Linked DNA regions of Homo sapiens: region 1 is linked to region 2. A link is a loop called in an ENCODE intact Hi-C map of the cell type or tissue named here. Cell type or tissue: CD14-positive monocyte. All regions are shown on one strand. Each heading gives the region's core, and the rest is flanking DNA. Links, peaks and the distances in the headings are about the cores only.

Region 1 (4,518 bases), core at 1,282-3,781, 1.2 Mb after region 2:
GTTTATTTTTACTAAAACTTCTATAGTCATGTCATATAGATATAAATCTCAAATATAGGCCTGGTGCGGTGGCTCGTGCCTGTAATCCCAGCACTTTGGGAGGGGAAGGTGGGTGGATCACCTGAGGTCAGGAGTTCGAGACCAACCTGGCCAACATGGCGAAACCCCGTCTCTACTAAAAAAAATACAAAAATCAGCTGGGCATGGTAACTCGCACCTGCAGTCCCAGCTAGTCAGGAGGCTGAGGCAGGAGAATCACTTTCACCTGGGAGGCGATGGTTGCAGTGAGTCAAGGTTGCACCAATGCCCTCCAGCCTGGGTGACAGAGCGAGACTCTGTCTCAAAAAAAAAAAAAAAACCCAAAAATCTCAAATATAGAATACAGTTCATTTATGCTGGATTTCATCAAATCACTAGAAGGAAGATCGTGACATTTTAAAATCATAAATTTAGCAGGAAAATTTTTACCTACTTCTTTTAATTTTCTGTGGCAGTTTTTTAAACTGAAAGGACTCACAGATCATCAGATTTAGAAGAATAGTCTGGGCACAGTGGCTCATGCCTGTAATCCTGGCACTTTGGGATGCTGAAGTGGGTGTATCGCTTGAGCTCAGGAGTTCAAAACCAGCCTGGGCAACATGGTAAAACCCTGTCTCTACCAAAATTACAAAAATTAGCCAGGTGTGGTGATACACACCTGTAGTCCCAGCTACGCAGGAGGCTGAGGTGGGAGGATTGCTTGAGCCTAGGAGGCAGAGGTTGCAGTGAGCAGAGATCGTGCCACTGTGCTCCAGCCTGGGCCAAACAGTGAGACCATTTATCAAAAAGAAAAAAAAAAAAGAAAAATCGTAAGAGAAGAAAGACTGGATAAGCATTATCTGTATCATTACAGTGGGTTTTTAGACTTTTTTTTTTTTTTCTGGCAGAGGTGAGGGGACAAGGAGTGGCCCCATAGTTGTTTGGCAATATAAAAGCTGTAGGAAAACGTCCATGTAGAGGTTGAGTATCTCTAATCCAAAAATAAAAAATCAGAAATTCTCCAAAACCTGAAACTTTTTGAGCACCTATATAAAAATCAAAGGGAATATTCCTTGGAGCATTTTAGACTTCTGATTTTTGGAATAGGGATGCTGTATAATGCAAATATTCCAAAGTCTGATATCTGAAATCCAAGCATTTCTGGTTCCAGGCACTTTGGATAAGGGACATTCAATCAGTATATAATTTTCTGGGGGTTCAGACATCTCTAGTAGCCCATCCAGGTAAACAGCCTCTGCCCAACAGGAGACTAAGCAAGCACTCAAATCCTTTTGGTGCTGAAATTGGTTACTCAGTCTTCGGGACTGAACTTTTTTGAGGCTGTGGTCAGGGACAGTGGCTGAGGAAGTTGAGAGCTCTGCTTTTGGGGCACTGGCACGGGTGTGTGTGCCTCTCTCCCCGACAGTCTGGATTATTTGTTTCTCCTCTTGGGTGACCTCTTTTTCTGAGTCTGGCTGGGAGTTGATGCAGCCACACCTGCTCCCTTTTCCAGATTGCCCTTTGAAGACCAGAGCTCAGGGGCTAGCCTCTCCCACTCTTTTCTTTAAAGGACTTTTCATTAAAAGACATTACATTGAAAGACTGTGTTAAAGAACTATACTACAAAGGGCTGGAGTGGGCAGACCCAGGGTTCTGGCAAGTGACATCTTAGGGCTCCTCAACAAACTGGGAACTTAGATTTTTTCCTTGCAGCCTCTTTCCTGGTTTACAGTTTCACAGTTCTTAAGATGGTGTTTGGGTTTGTCATACCGTTCTGTCTACTTTTGTATAGTTGGATTTTTTCATAATAAGAACTTAAAAGATACGGTATTTGAGATTTTGTTCTCCACTGTCTCCAGAGCCGGTTCTCAGCCTCCTTTCCGGCCCCGTTTTAAGAGGGCTGGCAGCCCCTCTCTCCCAGAACTTATCTTGTCTCAAGTGGCACTTCTGTCTCTAACTGTCTCCAGCCTGGCGACACCTAGTTTACCTGGGAAGTCTTCTCTTTGGGTGTTAACTCACAAAAAGGAAGAGATCACCCTCACCTGGGTTTTTATTTATTTTATGCTTCTCATTAAAACAAAACATTTGATTCAGCTGCTTTGGCAATTGAGAGCAGAGACCAAAGTGCTATTTTTAAGATGTAACAAATAACAGTAGTTTATTTTTATATTCGGGCTAGTGATAGGAAACTGGCTGAAGGTAAGGCCAGGAGCATGAAGTAATGGAAAACATACAGTGGCGCTGATGATATTTGGGAGAGAGGGTTTCCTGTGAACAAAGAAAGCCATTAGCTACTGGGTGGGAGGGACGGAGACGCTCCTGGAGTAATACTGCCATCTTGTGGGTTTTTGAGGCATTGCTATGTGGCGCAAGCGAAGCCCTTCCCAGTTCCTAATCATCCCAGAGATCACCAATTGTCTCAAAACGCCAAGTTATGTAATCTCTTTCTGGGCCCAGGTATGTTTCCCTGCATTTTTCCAAGCATCTCTCTCCCTTCCTTTTCCTCTCCTCTCTTCCCTTAGAAATTCAGTTTTCACCCCCCACCCCGGGTGTTTTAGAGGTTGCCCAATGTGAAAGCAAATACTGTTGTTGGCTCTCGGTATTCGTGGTTCCAGGACCCCCCAACCCCCATACCAAAATCCCAGAGGCTCCAGTCTCATACATAAAATAGCATTGTATTTACATATTACCTATGCACGTCTTGTGTGCTTTAAATCATCTCTGGATTACTTATAATACCTAATACAATGTATATGCTGTGTAAACAGTTGTTAAACTGCGTTGCTTTTTATTTGTATTATTATTTATTGTTGTGTTATGATTTTTTACTGTTTCTTTTTCCCTGAATATTTTCGATCCATGTTGAATAGGTGGATGTGGAACCTGAGGTTACAAAGGGGCTGTATTTAAAACCAATTTAAGGTAGATGTGATTTAAAGGAAGTTTTGTGTTTTTGTTTGTTTATTAGATATGGGGTCTTGCTGTGTTGCCCAGGCTGGAAGGTAGGGGCTATTTACAGGCTCCATAATGGCACACTACAGCATTGACCTCCTGGCCTCAAGCGATCCTCCTGCCTCAGCCTCCTTAGTAGCTGGGCCAAAAGGCACTAGCCACCGACCAGTCTGGAGGAAGTTTTTAATCCACTGGAGTGAAATTTAACTTTTGGGATTAATAGCTCAATTTACACAAGTCAAATGTCATTATAACTCAGATCTTTTTAAAGATGAATCTAATTTAAATCAACACTCAGCAAGTGTCTGTGTGGTATTACCTATTATGCTGCCTGCAGAGGGTTATGGGGACGGATGGAGCAGCTCAGATCTGGGGAGGGGAGAAGGCCACTGACTCTGCCAAATCCCCGTAGTGGAGAGGAATCAACAGTGCTAGGGAGGCAGGAAGGAGAGAGTGGTGAGTTTTCACCAGGGAGGAGCGAGAATTCTAAGCTTTAACTGATAAACCATGAGCCACATATAATACGGAATTTCAGTCCAGTGAAATAATTGGTCGACTCCCTAGGAATATTATTGGTAGACTCCCTAGGAATTTTCTTACAAGCAAACCTTATTTGACAGCCCATCACATAAGTTATCTTTCACATAAATGGTCTCATTTACTCCTCTCAGCTATTTTGCGAGGCTGGCATTACCATTATTCCTGTTTTGGGTACGACTGGAAATGTATTTTGACCACTGCTATTGCAAGGATGTGAACCCAGGACTTTTGACTCTTAGGTTTAATTCTCTTTCCACAGAGGATTTATGGCAAATGAGTTAAAGGTTTTCATATAGGTGGGCACCAAATTGGAATTGTCAGTTTCAAAACTGTCCTATTAGTACAAATAATTGGGTAAAATACAGTTGGCCTTTCATATGCATGGGTTGTGTATCTGTGAATTCAACCAGCCTTAGATTAAAAATACTTAAAAAATTCAGTGTTGAATATGTAGAAAGTATTTTTTTTACAGCTTTTAATTGTACCTTTATTCAACTTAGTTCATTAAAAATGTACTTGTTTTAAAGATCCTGCAAATAAAGTGACCACTCACTAATGTGGGCTATAGGTCACCCCTCAGCATGTTATTTATTTTTTTTTAAAAAGCAGTATGTCTTATAGGAATCTTACTGATCACACAGTAGTTACAATAATGTCAGATGTGATGTATACATTCTAAATGAGACAGGCTGGTTAAGAATTTACATAATGTAAAAATATACATATTAAAAGTTAGCCAAGTGGACAGATGCATGCAGTGGGGAGAGCAGGTGACAGGAACTGCTTTAATGATCAGTACAGGGCCCAGATGCAAGGAATCTGGGTTTCCCCTATTATAGTAAATAGCTTTCACTAATGTATACAGGAATTCCATACACATCTAAACACACGAGGGTAAGTTGTGACTTGCTACATGTACAGTCTAAAGTGGTGTAACTGTGATCTTCCTGTGATACTCCCAAGAAAACTAAATAGTGGACCCCATGCAGGTAGTGGGAAGCACTGGTC
Region 2 (4,518 bases), core at 1,040-3,539:
CTTCAAGAGTAAAATTATCTATTCCTGGTAAGAATGTTAGGAAATGAGCATCTTAAATGTTGCTGGTTGGGTATTAGTTGTCACCATTTTTGAAAGTTATCTTGCTGTATCTAATAAAATTTACAAATACATATGCTTTGACTAAGCTATCTAACTTTGGAGAATCTCTGGAAAGCAAGCAGCAGGAGATAAACATATGTTACACTATGTTTATTACCTCATTATCTTCCAGTCCTTTAAACTGTAAAGAAAATAAATTTTCACCATTAGGAAAATATTTGAATTGATTGTGGCATGTCCATACTATGGAATACTGTGCCGCTATTTGAAAAGAATGTTACATTTATGTCTGTCCATTTGGAGAGGTTTCTATGATGTAGATGTCATGATGAGTGAGGAAACCAAGGTGTAGAACAATATGTATGGTACTATCTCATTTCTAAACCAAATAAAAAGCTGAAACCTTACCTATGTCTATATATGAGTGTATATGTCTGTATGGGTATACATAAAGTGGTAGAAGGATGAACATCGGATGTTAACATTGGTTACCTCAGGAAGGAGGGAATGAAAGGGACCCTGGGTGGATGGAGATGACTAATTTCTCCTTTATACATCTTTTGAAGATTTTCTTGGTAACAATGATCATATATTAGTTTAGTGCTAAAAAATAACAAGAAAGTAAAATAATTCTAACTAGTTGTCTAATTTTATCAAAGATAGTGTAAAAAACTAGGCCTATATTTCTTTTCTAAAAATAGAATGAAAACTTCCACTTTCCCCCATTACTATAGGAAGCGTCGCTGATTACTTCCTAAACCCCAAGAACAGAAGCAGCTTACAAAAAATTGTAAGTGACCTGGGTTGTATATCTCTCACTGCTCTGTGGGCAAAGTCAGGGGAAAATGCTTCTTTCTAGAAGTTGTCAAGCTTCCCTGTGGTCTGTCTGGTTGGTTCCTTGTTTCTAGCTGGAACTGCTTTTCAGGTCTTTCATTTTAATCCAATTTGATGCTTTAAAGAAATTCTAGCTAGTAGGAGCAGCCCCATAATTTCCGGAGATCTCCCCTTAAATAACAATTCCACTAGAATCTTAGCTTCACACACACTACTAAAGCTGTAGTTCTTAGGTAGTGGGACGAGGCAAGCACCAGCAGTGATAATGGCATGCTTTTTGATGAGTCTTTGATGATATACAACTTTTCAAGCACATTGCCATCTTCATTCCTTTGGCAACAAATTTACGTGCCAATTCACGTGCTGACCCATCTGTGTGCAACCTGCCACTGTAGACCAGATATCATCGTGTTTGGGAGGCAGCACCTCCTCGAGTGATTAAGAGCCTGAGCTCTGGAGTCAGACTCCCTAGATCTGAATTTTACCTGAGCCACCCTGTAAGCTGTGTGGTCTTAGACTCAATTTCCTCCCCTGTAGGATGGGAGAGCTAATCACGTCCACCTCACTGGTTTGCTATGAGATAAACTCTATAAAACTCTTAACAAGTAGTGTGTTAGTCATCATTATTATTTGAGGGCTAACATTTACGGACGGGTGGCCACGTTTTCTTTTCATAGTATCTTAAACAGCCTCACCTATGGAACTACCGTCAATACTCTTTTTGGTTTTTTTTTTTTTTTTTTTTTTTTTTTTTTTTTTTGAGATGGAATCTCGCTCTGTCCCCCAGGCTGGAGTACAGTGGCGCGATCTCAGCTCACTGCAAGCTCCACCTCCCGGGTTCACGCCGTTCTCCTGCCTCAGCCTCCCACGTAGCTGGGACTACAGGCTCCCGCCACCACGCCCGGCTAACTTTTTTGTATTTTTAGTAAAGACGGGGTTTCACCATGTTAGCCAGGATGGTCTCGATCTCCTGACTTCGTGATCCGCCCGCCTCGGCCTCCCAAAGTGCTGGGATTACAGGCGTGAGCCACCGCGCCTGCCCCCCCGCCCCCCCCAGTACTCTTAAATACACTTTGCAGTAAGGAGAAAGTGTGGGAAGAAGAGAATTGTGAGTGGAGCATTTTACAATCATTTTTAAAATTAAGAACAGTTGGTATGTATAAAGTTATTAGCTATGTGGCAAGAAGGGGAAAATTTTGTCGGCTTTGCTAATTTACTTTGTTAAACTTAAATCTGATACATAAGGAGCTAAATTTATGACATTATCTAGAGCAAGAATTAAATTGGTAATCTTCCCTTGTCTTAGCAATAGAAACCCAATTTTCCAAAGCCAGCTCACCTGCGTTTGATGATCTATAGGTTATATTTTTTCTGTATTTAAAGTGTGACCTTACTGGATTTGCAAATGATATTGCATTTATTTTCATTAAATGTTTGAGTGAAAGTTTCTATATCTGACTTGTCTTCATTTTTCCTCCTAATAAACTTGATATTGTTTGAAATCTTGTTTGGCATTATAATATTAACAAATTCCAGCTTTTGGTGTTTTAGTGTCCTGGCTGTCAAGGGATGAAAGCTGAAGGGTCCCGTGTATTTGCACATTCGTAGGCTGTAACTCCACACAGAAACCACTAGGGGGCGCTGCCGCATTCTTTACCTTGTAGCAGGCGTATAAGCGGCAGGCGTATGAGCGTTTGCTAGCATCTTTAAATCATGTGTGTATGCTCATACTTAGAAAAAAAAAAAGAATGAGGCTTTGATAGTAAAAACAGACGAAACTCTCAGCAGGTTTCACATGTCAGTACTTAATTTCTGCAGAGTCAGAAAGAAGGCTTTGTTTTTTAGGCTGTACTCCTGTGACCAGCTACTTATGTTAACTTCTAGAAAAGCTTTGAGCATTTCTGTGACTCCCCAGTGCATTTAGCATTTCCTATGTAATAAGAAATAGGCCTTTTACATTACAGGATATGTATGAATAAAGGTGTGAAATATGAACCAATCATAAATATAGTGGTTTCCTCTCTAAAGGAAATATCTATGTTTGCAAATCCAGAGACAGGTGAAAATGAGGACTTTGTCTTTTCATATGCTGTTATTAAATCTTATTTATTTGGATGCAATTCATCGTTCTGTCGAAATCCCACTCCTTGCCCACTCCCTCCCACCTCTCTGCCTCTTTCCCTGGTCTCCAGCTGGCCCTTGGTAAGCCTTTCCATCTACCCTCTTTGTCAGAAGACTCAGGGAGTCTTTCTGACTACATAACTGCGAAGCAGAGATTATAATCTGTTTCTAAATCTGATTGTGGTCTTGTTTCTCATATGCAACTGACTTTCGCCCCCATCAAAGAGCCCTGTTTTTGATTTTTCATGTCTGGATGACTACAACATTATCTTTGGCAATCTTCCTTGTTTCCTATTTGAAGATGCTCTTCCAACCGAAAAGCATAATTTCTCTCACTCTTATCATGAGATTCCATTTCTTAAAATGTGACATAATGCTTCTCTGAGCATAGTCTACAAGTCTACATTCTGCACCTTTAAATTGAAGGTCCCCTTCTTACTCAGCTTCCATGACATGAAATCTCATAAATGACCTTGAGGAGGGTTTTATTCATGCTGGATCAAAGGCAAAGGGCATCGTACAGGCTGGGACGTTTGTCTAAGCATGAGAAGTTTGACAAAGATGGAAGACGCTAGGCAGGCAATAGGTTGGTTGCAATAAGAAAGGGCAACTTAGACCCTTGAACTCCTGACAGGGTTTCCAGGAGTTCCTCAAAGGTAGGGTGTAGGTACAGGAAAGAATGCAAAGTACAGTCCAATGAACCCTGAGGTTGGAGGATATAGATGCTTAATGGAGCTTGCAAAAGTCATTGTGAACCTTCTCTGTCTAAAACACTATCCTAGATGTTAGATGATGTTTTGAAAAAGAAATGGGCATAGACATGAATAGAATATGGTTTCTGACATCAAAGGAGTTAACAGCCCATTGGGGAAGACCAAGGAGCCAGTGCTATAGTAGGAGAGGGACAGAGAGGCTTAAGAGCTAATTCTGGAACCTACTAGCCTCAGGAAGTTTTGCTTCTAGCCCAGGATTCATTATTTACATGTGAACCAGATGAGCCAGCGGTGTTGCCCAGCAACCATCGTAATATACAGCCCGGGTGCTCTGATAGTGACATCTCCCTGTCAGCACTGCCTGTTCCTTGGGAATGTTTTCTTTGATTCATTTTCCCAAGAAATTTCATTAAGCCATATTCAAAGTAAAAGAGTTTTAAACCCCCACTGACTTTTACCCCTCTTCTGTGCTTGTACTTTATCTGCCAGAGAAGTCCCAGAGACAGCTGTACCCCTGCCTCAAGCTTACACATTCCATGAGAGTGGTTTTTGTTCATTAAAAATAATTTCCTGATATCTTCAACTTATCTTAAATTCATCCAAAAAATAAGCTTGATTGATGTACAGGTAGAATGTTGGATAGATGATAGGTATGAAATAAGTCAAATATAATAAAATATCAATTACAAAAATTAGATGTCAGGTATGGTGATCATCACAACACAATTCTTTAAATTTTCATATTTGAAATTTTTCATAAAAATGTTTTTTAAAAACAAAAAGTTATTTT

What was found. A loop is a pair of places that touch in the nucleus more often than their neighbours do. Peaks named below come from ENCODE experiments on the same cell type or tissue, not always from the same donor. Only the 100,000 strongest peaks of a DNase experiment are listed, where the experiment ranks them.
Region 1: it touches region 2 in a loop (9-fold over the local background); 19 of 110 quality-filtered maps call a loop at or near these places.

What each region holds. Positions count from the first base shown.
Region 1 is chr9:19,455,254-19,459,771 of GRCh38, forward strand. No RefSeq gene overlaps it. Among named protein-coding and RNA genes, the nearest start is that of MAP1LC3BP1, 5.9 kb to the right of the region's middle. RefSeq lists enhancers at 1,988-2,583, 2,178-2,472, 2,487-2,626. In CD14-positive monocyte, for the core only: CTCF peaks have their summits at 2,351 (motif pointing left) and 2,563; a DNase peak (open chromatin) is centred at 2,358; H3K4me3 peaks cover 559 bases.
Region 2 is chr9:18,252,727-18,257,244 of GRCh38, forward strand. It overlaps a transcript of ADAMTSL1 not described here. Among named protein-coding and RNA genes, the nearest start is that of ADAMTSL1, 220 kb to the right of the region's middle. In CD14-positive monocyte, for the core only: CTCF peaks have their summits at 2,505 (motif pointing right) and 2,710; a DNase peak (open chromatin) is centred at 2,525; H3K27me3 peaks cover 203 bases.